Regions from separate parts of the Homo sapiens genome. Here region 1 is linked to region 2. A link is a loop called in an ENCODE intact Hi-C map of the cell type or tissue named here. Cell type or tissue: transverse colon. All regions are shown on one strand.

The links. Peaks named below come from ENCODE experiments on the same cell type or tissue, not always from the same donor. Only the 100,000 strongest peaks of a DNase experiment are listed, where the experiment ranks them.
Region 1: it touches region 2 in a loop (16-fold over the local background); 9 of 110 quality-filtered maps call a loop at or near these places.

The regions. Positions count from the first base shown.
Region 1 is chr19:42,174,366-42,179,365 of GRCh38, forward strand. It overlaps a transcript of POU2F2 not described here. Among named protein-coding and RNA genes, the nearest start is that of POU2F2-AS2, 24 kb to the left of the region's middle. RefSeq lists an enhancer at 1,820-2,322 and silencers at 2,672-2,821, 2,922-3,001. In transverse colon, CTCF peaks have their summits at 2,878 and 3,088; a DNase peak (open chromatin) is centred at 2,768; H3K4me3 peaks cover 1,607 bases; H3K27ac peaks cover 411 bases; H3K27me3 peaks cover 4,920 bases.
Region 2 is chr19:42,251,847-42,256,846 of GRCh38, forward strand. ERF (ETS2 repressor factor) reads right to left here and starts at 3,282. Exons shown (of 4, transcript NM_006494.4): 1 at 3,132-3,282. The coding sequence starts at 3,153. RefSeq lists silencers at 1,744-1,903, 1,954-2,003, 2,024-2,143, 2,234-2,303, 2,384-3,073 and 1 more and enhancers at 2,839-3,338, 3,979-4,510. In transverse colon, CTCF peaks have their summits at 2,680 and 2,911; DNase peaks (open chromatin) are centred at 1,715, 2,301, 2,565 and 3,355; H3K4me3 peaks cover 4,645 bases; H3K27ac peaks cover 5,000 bases.

The DNA.
Region 1 (5,000 bases), 77 kb before region 2:
TCACGTGTCCACTGCTGAAGCCAGACTCGGCACATGGGCCTGCACACGCGTGGACGGCTTCCACGCACAGAGCCAAAGAGGGCCTCCTGAATGCACACATAGCGAGTGATACATAAACATCAGGACGAGGGAGAGATCAGTACAAATATGCACTGACTCCCTTCTGCACATATGTCACCCATGATGGGGACCCCCAGTACCCAACCCCCCACTGAAAACACATGTCACGATTCTACACCTTTGGCTCCTCACTCTGCCAAGGCTTCGAGGCCCAGCACACACAGTTAGTCCTTCCTGAACACATCTCACCACACATGCAGGCCTTATACACATGCATGCTGCCGTCATGGTCTGACTCTGTACCCACCAGCCCCCCACTGCACACTGACTCTGTACCCACCAGCCCCCCACTGCACACTGACTCTGTACCTTCCCCTTATATCCTGGGGGGTGGAAGGACAAATCCACCTGACAAGATGGCAAGAGACTAAAAGCTACTGAGCGAAGCGGCTGATTGGGTCTTTCTCTAAATCCAGGACCTACTCCCCAACTCCACAGGCCCCAGGAAGGAGGCAGAAAGTGGGGAGTGGTCATCAGGCCAAAGGCTTTCTCTCAGGATCTTTTACCTGGACTCAAAAGCTCTAAGGACTCTCTCAGATGGACTTCCGCCCCAATTTCCTCCCGTTTTCACTTCCCGCTAGGCATCCATGTCATTTTCTTCTCTGTCCACACCCTTCTCAGTGGGGCTGAGTCGACAGCCATGAGCCCTCACTTAAGATCTTCCCCTCCCCCTCCCAGAGCCCCAGTGAGCATCCAGCAGGACTTCTCCAGGAGGCCACAAGGAAGTAGGGGGTGGCACTAGAACCCAGGGGACAGACCCAAACCCCCACTCAGGGTAAAAAAGAGGGTAGAAATACATGGGGTTTCAGAACAGGGGTTAGGCTCTGGTAGGAAGTTGGGGATTCCTGCCTTTGCATGGAGCCCCTTTCCCTGGCACCCTGTTGAAGGCCAGAGCAGCAAGAGTGATGAATAAATGAAACTGAGGGAGGGGGTAGAAAGAGCTGGCAACAGGGGAAATGAGTGGCAGGAAGGGAAGAATAAAAGAAAGGGGGAAAGGGGGAAGGGAAAAACGGAGAAAAAAGAAGGGAAGGAGGTGGAGATAAGGGAGGTAGAAAAAGAAAAACTAAGGGGTGGGGAGGAGGAGAAAGAGCTTTTATTGAGAAAAGGAAGAGATAGAAACTGAAAAACAGTGAGAAAGAAAAAACAGTAAAGGAGATGGAAATAAAGGAGCTGAGAAAGGACATGAAAAGGGAAAGAAAAGAGACCAAAGAGGCAGCAGGCAGTCGAAGGGGTTCCCCAAGTTACAGACTTTGTCCAGAGAGCTGAGGGGTGCACCGCGGCTCCCCAACCTCACTCTGGGGCCCTGGAGCTCCGTTTTCCACCTCTCCTCCTGCCTGAGATGCCACCGCCTCTGAGTGCCCCATCCCGGCTGCTTTTTCCTATTTCTCACCGTTTCTGCTCTCCAAGGCACCCCGTTCCTTTCTCTCACCCCTCATTCCCACCACCCAGCCCTTTCTCGTTCCCTGTGCCCTCTTACCTCTCCCCCCCCATTGCACCCTGCTTGCTTCGGAGCTTCAGACAGCATCACCGACCAATATCCTCACCATCATCGTACTAAACCGGCCCCCACACCTCCAGGAAAAGAGAGAGAGAGAGAAAAAAAAAAAAACAGGCGGAACCGCCACCAGCCCTGACCCCCTCTCGCCTCATTTTCTCCACAGTCGCCCCTTCCTCAAATGCAGGGTCAAAATGGGGGTCCCGCCCAGCCCGGGGAGCCTCTCCGAAGCGCCGCAGCCAGCCGGGAGCAGATGCCACCTCGCCTCTCTTCTCTGTCCTCGCTCCTTTTTGTGTTCAGTGGCCCTGGTTGCGATGTGTTTTATTTTCATCGTCTTTTTATTGGTATTGTTTTTTTTCTCTTTTTCTTTTCTTTATTTTTTGGCCCGGGGGCAGCAGCGGCGAAGCGCCCACTGCCTGCCTCTTTCCTCAGCTCTGCGGCCGTCAGGCTCTTTCTCTAGTCTGCGCTCTTGACTCCCTCCTTTCTCTTCTGCCTCGGCTCTCGCTCCTCCGCTCCTCCGCTCCTCCGTCCTTTCAGCTCCGTCCTCAGCCGACTGCCCTCTCCTCTCTCTACTGCTTCCCCCTCCACGCCTCTCCTTTCCTCATCCTTCTTGCCCCTTCTCCCTTTTTCCTCTCCCTCTTCACCTCCTCTCCGTCCCCATTTCTTTCCATCCCTGCCCCCCGCCCCCACGTACACCTCTCCTTTGGTTCCCTCACTGCCATCGAGAGCAAGCTGACCCCCCCCATCCCCAAATAATAAAAATACCCAGCCAGGGGGCAAAGCCCCGGCGCCGGGCGCCGAGAGGGAGGCGAGAGGGCCGGGGCCGCGGCGGCGGCTGACAGCCGGAGCGCGGTGCGGAGTGAGCGGCGCCCGCCCGGCTCCCGCCCGGCTCCCGCCCGGAGAGCTCTCTGCAATAGGCCGAGCCGGCTGCATTAAGCTTCTTGCAATCAATAAAGCGCGGGTCAGATTATGCAAAGCGCAGATATTAATATGCAAAGTTTTAAAGATTTTTAAATGGAAGGGCAAGCGCGGCGCGGGCGGGCGGGCGGGCAGGGGCTGCGAGGGGAGAGGGAGGAAGGGAGGGCAGGCGGGCGGGCGCGCAGGCGAGCTGGGGAGAGGAGGAGGCTGCCCGCCGCCCGCCCGCCCGGCTGCGCCGCGCCGCCTTGCCTTACCGCTGCTCCCATCGGTAGGCGCCGCTGTCTTCGCCATGCGCGTCAGCTGCACGGCTCCGAGGGGATGGCCGAGGAGGAGCCGCCGCCGCCAACGCTACCCCCGCTCCCGCTCCCGCTCCCGCGCCCGCTCGCTGCCTGCTGCTGGCGCTGCTCTGGCCGCTGCTCCTCGCCTGAGCTGCCGGCGCGAGCCCAGGCGCGCGCCATCCCCGGCTCCCACCTTGTCCCCATGGCAACCCCGGGCCCAAGGATGCTCAGAGAGAGAGCGCGAGCGAGAGAGCGAGGGGGGAGAGAGGGAGAGGGAGAGGGCGGGGAGCGCAGGGGACACGGAGGCAGGGAGAGGCCCGAGACCCACAGAGACACAGAGAGACACAGAGACGGAGAGATGCAGACATATGCAGAAACAGAGACACAGAGATAGAGGAGAGGGGTAGGAATAGAAGGGGACACGGAGACAAGGACAATCCTTGAGACCGACAGAGGCCCACAGAGATACTGAGAGACACAGAGACACACGGACACACAGAGACACAGAGACACACGGACACACAGTAAGAGACAGAGGGGTAAGGGCGAGGGGCAGGGAGCAGAGAGGGATTCAAAGGTATGGAGAGACACTGAGGTCCAGAGACTAACAGAGATACTCAGAGACACAGAGACACCCAGAGATAGAGACAGAGAAAAAAGAGAGAGGGGACAGGACAGGGAGCACAGAAGATGCAGAGGCAGAGAAAGACTCCTAGAGGCAGAGAGATGCTCAGAGACACAGAGACACACAGAAACAAATAGACACGGGGACACACAGAAAAGAGACAGAGAAGGGTGGGGAGCACAGGGGACTCAAAGGCAGGGAGAGGCCCTAAAAGCCAGAGACTCAAAGAGACACCCAGAGACAAAGAGGAAAAGGAGAAGGGAGAGGGCAGGAAGTATAGGGGACATGGAGGCAGAGAGATGTCCAGAGACACACAGAAATATAGAGACACAGGAACAGAGTGGGGGGAGAGGAGGGAGGAGGGAGCAGATGGGGACATAAAGGGGCACCAAGAACCACAGAGACACTCAGAGACAAAGAGATAAGGAGAAGAGGTCCATGCAGAGACAGAGATGCAGAGTCAGAAAGATAGCCACAGAGAAGTAGACACACAGAGACAGAGAGATAGTGAAAAAATATATATGGGGAGAGAAAGAGACTAATTCACAAAGACAGAGACACAGAAATAAGAGAGATAGATATGCACAAATCAGAGATAGGAGAAAGCTACACGCAAAGAGAGACAAATGAAGATGTAAGGCAGTGTTGCAGAGATACAGAGATAGGAAGACATAGAGACAGAGGCAGACACACACAGAGGTAAGAGATATAGACCTGCGGAAACAGACAGAGATTAAGAAAGAGCCGTTGAAAGAGCCGTTGAAAGAGACAGAGAAACAGAGATGGAGAGATGCAAAGCCAGAAAGACAGACATTGACAGAGACCAAAAGATACAGAGACTGAGACTGAGACAGAGAAAAAGGCACAGAGAGAGTCAAACAAGGAGACAGAGTCAAACAAGAAGGTGTAGACAGAAACACAGAGAAATATACATAGGGATTCTGAGAGAGAACCTAAGAAACAGAGACAGAAAGAAATGTGCAAAGAGAGAAACAGAGATCAAGACATAAAAAGAGATGAAAAGAAATACAGAGATGGTGAGAGAAAGAAAGCAAAGACAGAGACCCAGAGAGTCAAAGTGAGGCAGAGAAATGCAGAGACATGGACAGAGACTGCAAGAAAGTGACAGGAACAGAGAAACCTCAGGAGACACACAGAGAGACACAGTGAGATGGAGAAAGGCACTGGAAGAGGCTTTCAGTTGGACAGAGATCCACAGAGAGATGCGAGACAGAGACAAGAAGAGACAAATGGAGAGTCAGAAATAGAGAATGAGGTCTGGTAGACAAGGCTGGGGATGGGGGGCAGAGACAGAGCCCAGGTAAAGGAGGAAGGGACAGGCTGGGGTGAAAGCAGAAAGTAGGAAGGTGACAAGAGGGTCCAGGGAAGCACCAAGGGGGAAAGGGCAGACAGGAGGGGAGGGAAGAACAGCAGAAAGGAGAGGAGTGGGGAAGGGAGAGGAGGGGAAGAAAGAGAGGAGGGCAGTGCCCAGTCACCAAGCACCTCCCCTGTGCCAGGCACATTATGGCTTGGAGACAGGGAGGAAGGAAAGGAAGGCCAAGGG
Region 2 (5,000 bases):
TCACTGTAGGCCCCCAACTCCTGCCCAGACTGGGCTGCAGTACCACATAGCCCCCGGAGTCCCTGCCCCATTCAGATATATCCCAGCCTTCCACCAGCCCCTCAGGGTGCCAGGGATATGACCTCCAGCTGTTCACAGACCAGCACCAACAGCCCCTGTTCCATTTAAAAGTGACAGCCTTTGACAACCCCTTCCAGAGACCCCAGAGCACCATCGCTCTCTTGGGAATCTAGGTGTTCAACCCATTATCCTCACCCTTCTAGAGAATCCAGATCACAAGGTCTCCTGCAAGGCCCAGGGTCCTTTGGAACCCAGGTGACCCAGCCACCAGCTTCATGGACCCTCATATCCCCTCCAAAAAGCTCCCAGCCCCTCTCAGGGAACCAAGCTCCATGTTACTTCCACCTCAGCCCCAATCTGGCTCTAGACCTAGAAGGGGGGCCAAAGCCCCTGAGACATCAATCTGGGGGTGGGGGATGTACTGACTTCCACCCTCCCCCCAAAATTAAAGCCACCCTTCCCAGCCCACCCGCCCCAGCCTCCGTGTCCCGGTAACCAGGCAACGTGTGTGCAGCGACAGTCCTGGGAGCGGGGGAGCAGGAGGCTAAAAATAAACTTTGCAGAAGAGAGGGAGTGAGAGAGACTACATGCAACACAAAGGGAACTCGGAAAGGAGGTGGGGGGGCTCTGGAAAGGCCTCAAGCCGCATTCTGGGAGCTGTCCCAGGCCCCCTTGTTAAACCCCTTCCCTGAGCAACCCCTCCTCCAGGGCCTGGACCCTGGCTCCCACTTCTGGCAGGGACCCTTCCCCACTCCCAAGCCCACCACAACGGCGGCTTTCCTCATCGGACACAGCATACATGAAGGCCTGTTCCCGGCTTTGGGGGGGGGAGAATGAAGAGGGGGTGACGTCAGGGTGTCTCAATGGGGCTCTGTTCCCCAGGCCTTGGAGCCAGGAGCCAGGCACGGGCAAGGGGAGCATGTGTGAGTGTGCTGTGTATGCGTCCACGTGCTTAAAACAGGGAAACACCAGACCTGCACGGAGGAAGCTTGGGGGTGCGGGACCTCGGGAACATGGGGGCCAGTGAGGCAGGGAGAGAGCAGGCACATGGAGAGAGGGGTTCAGGAGACTGCGAGACAGAGTGCAGAAGTGGCAGCAGTCAGACAGCAAGGGCTGGGATGGCGAGGTCCCAGAAGCACACCTGGGTCCCACAGAGGCGGGGTAGGGATTCTCCCAGACAGACTATGCAAGCCTGGGGGGACAAAACTCCTGGGCACCCCCCAACCTCACGTGACGGCCCAAACTTTTTTTAAGGGACTATGAGGGTCGGAAGGGAGGAGTGGTGGCAGAGGAAGAACACGCCGGCCTCCTGGGGGGCCCCACCACCTCCCCCACTCCAGGCGGCCCTCTATGGCGCCAGAGCCGGGAAGAAAACAGGAAGTGGGAAACAGCCACGGCAGAGAGAGGGACCGGGATGGAGAACTGGATGGAGGGGTGCGGAGCGGCAGGCCAGGAGGCAGACGGGAAAGATGCACCGATCGGAGGCCATTCCAGGCCTCCTTCCCCTCCCCTCCCCCAGCCGGAAAACCCACACACTGTCCCGCCCCCCGACAGGGTTGGGGAAGCGACCCGCGGATCCTATCAGGCCAAGGCCGGTAGCAGGGAGAGAAGATGAAGCGAGGTTGTCTGGGTGCCTCGGCCTCCTCCTTGGGCGAGGGTAGGCTCCTGCTGCCCCCAGGGCCCAGCCACCCGGGAGCGAGTGGAAGCCGGGGGAGTGTGTAGGACGCACGTGACTGACCCTACCGCACTCCGCACCCCGGCCCCACCCCCAGGGCCCCTCCTCGGTCCGGGTCCCAATCCCCTGGCGCCGGATCCCAGCTCGGAGCCCTTTAAGATTAAGCCGCCCCCACCCGCCGAGCAGGGGGATGGGGATGGGAATGGGGTGGGAATGGGGTGGGGATGGGGTGGGGTGGGTGGGCCGGTCGGGGCACACACCCGCACACAGGAGCCCGAGCCGCCGCCGCCGCCGCCGCCGCCGCCGGGGGAAGGAAACAAGTTTGAACAGCGGCGCCCGGCCCCCTTCCCCCTCCCCCGTCCCCGCCCCGGGCCGGATTCCGACGGGGTAGACGGGCAGGGGGCGGCTGGGACCCCTCCCCCTGCGCGCTCGGGCGCAAAGTCCAGCCCGCGCGAGCCCGGGGGCGGCGGGGGAGGGGAGGGGGAAAAGTCCGAGTGGGAGGGGGAGTTAATCCCGCTGCCCCCCGCCCGCCGACCGAGGGGGAGGGGAACCTTGGCCCCTTAAGGAGGAGCAAGTTGGCGGGGAAGAGAGGGGCGGAGGGAAGAGACGGCCCGCTGAAAGAGAAGAGGTGGATCCGGGAGGGGGGGCGAGGGGGGAGCCTCTGCGTCTCCCCCCACCTTCCCCACCCTCCTCAACCCCGGGCCACCGGTGGCGCGGGAGGAGGGTACCCAGGTCTCCCCGGAGCCACCTTAAAGCCGCGCGTTCTAAGGTCGGAAACAAAAAGTTCCTTTTTCGAACGTTCGGGCTGCGCTTTGGAACTTTGCGACTCGGCGAGGGCGGGGGAGCGAGGAGCCGACAGAGGCGGGCGGGGGAGGGGCGGCGCAGCCAGGACCCCGAGTCCCGGGCTCCCCACTCACGCCCTCCTCCTAGAGGCCATCCCGTATCCCCCGCTAACCTGGTGCAGGGCACGCGCCGCCGTGAAGGTCACCAGCAGGACCGCGCAGCGCAGAACCAGGGATAGCGGGCCCGGTGGACGAGCCCCCCCGCCCCGCACACGTCCCGGCCCCCAGAGTGCAACGTGACAAGAGCGGAGGGGAAGGACCCCGCCACCCCCGTGATCCCGGGAGTGGGGGAGAGCCCGGCCTGCGGGGTCCCGGTAGGGATACAGGACCAAGACCCGCAGCACCCACACCACTCCGCCCGGAGCCAGGAATCGGGGGTCCCAGGCAGCAACCCCGCTCGCGCCACGAGAAGCAACAGGTCTCCAGTGCTTGAGGGGTCCCCCAGAACTGGGGATCACTCGGGCTCCCCCGGACCCCTTCAGCCCCCCCAAAGTTTCTCCGTTCGGTTTCCCGGGGCAACAAGTCTCCCCCACACGTGCTGCCCCCGCCCCCACCTGTGTCCGCCGGGGTCTTCATGCTGGGGGGCCCGGGGCGAAGCGCCCCGATTCCGGGCCGCGGCTCCCGGCGCCCTCGCTGCCCCGTCCCGTCCCGCGCCCGTCGGGCCGCCCTCGCCGCCTCACCCGGCCTCGCCTCTCAGAGCCTCTCCCCTCCCCGCCGCCGCCTCCCGGGTTAATATCGCACTCCGGGGCCGGGACGCCCACGCCCCCCGGCCGGCGACGTCACCGCCGCGTCGCCATGGAGACACTGCGCCCGCCCCCTCCCCGCGCACTCACACACACGCTCGTCGGCGCGCAGCCACTGAGGACCGGCCGGCTCTGGGCTTAAAGGGGCCGCGCGGCGGGGGAGGGAGGAAGGAGGGGGTGGGGGTGGGATGGGGTCCCGCGGGTCATGACCCTAGTCAGAGGCTCCGAGTCTGCAGCTAACTTAAGTCTTCGGCACTCGCTACCTGCTGCCCCTCCTCCTCTCCTGCCCACTGCGGGCTCCAGAGTTTCTTTTGGGAGCCTGTATGGGAAAACGGGGGGCCCTTCCGAGGAAGCGGGGGTCAGAAACTTTTGTGGGGAGGGGGCAGAATCTTCTCTGCAGAGGGGCGGGGTCAGGACCTTAGAAGATGATGAAGACCACAGCATTTCCCAGCTTGGTTTTACCCAACCCCCCAACCCTGAGCCTGAATGGGGGCAGCTGTCCAGGGGTGGGGTGGAATGGGTGGGATGCATTTCCCAGCATCGGAAATGGGGAGGCGGCTGTGCCCTCCGCTCCTGTGGGGATGGGGTCTTGGCTTCCCTGATAACCCCCGTCCAGCTGGGGAGGAAGTGACCAGAGAGAATGCATTTGGAAGCCCCCACCACCACCGTCCCCAGGCTGCAGCTGTCCCGGGGATAGGGCTGGCGCCGGAGGTCCCCCCACGTCCACTACTAGGACCGGGGGTTCCGGAGGCGGGGCCGGGATACGAGGGGGCGACCAAAGTCTGAACAAATGTGCTCCCAAGGGGCACTGAGGGTCGCCAGGAGAGAGGAAGACAGGGCTTAAGATCGAAAGCCAGAGCGTAGAGAAGTGTTAAGTCTCCGTTCTCTGCCTCAGCCGGGAGGGAAGGATGAAGCCTGAGGCTCTGGGAAACAGGAAATCACAGCGCAGATCTGATGGAGCCCAGGAGCCGGCAGCAGGGTAGAGGCCAAATAGAAGCAATATTCACAGGCATAGCCTGGAAACAGAGTCTCAAAAAAGACTCTGAGGTTCCGAAGGAGGGGCGTATGGGTGGCGGGCGGGAGTTGGGGGGGCTGGGTGGGGGACGAATCCAGAAGATGGGCGGGGAGACAGAAAAGTCACAGATAGGGAAGGCCTGCGGAGCTCAGGCTCCCGGTACCCAGGGCTTCAATCCCAGCCTCCTCGCTTGCGGGGTACCTAGTCCACCTTAGACAGGCTCCTCACCAGTGCCTAAAAAAAAAAGTCTCAGGCCTCCTCCTTGGGGAGACCAAGGGCTCCAGGGAAGCTTTCCCCCACAACCCCCGGGAATTATGTAACCTTGCCTACGGACAGTACAGCTCCCCCACGGATATTGTAACCCTCTGGGAGCGGTGTGGTCCAGCAATAATAATCATCTTCATTGTTCGAATAACAGCTCCCGAATTCCGAGTGTTCATGATGTGCCAGGCACCGGGCCAAGCATTGTCAGGGGCATCTTCTCATTTAATCCTCACAAAATCCCAACGAGGGGAATTACTGCTGTTATCCCCATTTACAGATAAAGAAAGTGATGCTCTCTGAGGGAAAATCAGTCCACTAAATCTTACAGCCAGGAAGTATTGGAACTAAGATTCGAACCCAGATCTAACCAATTCCAAACCACCACATTTACCCTTTACCAT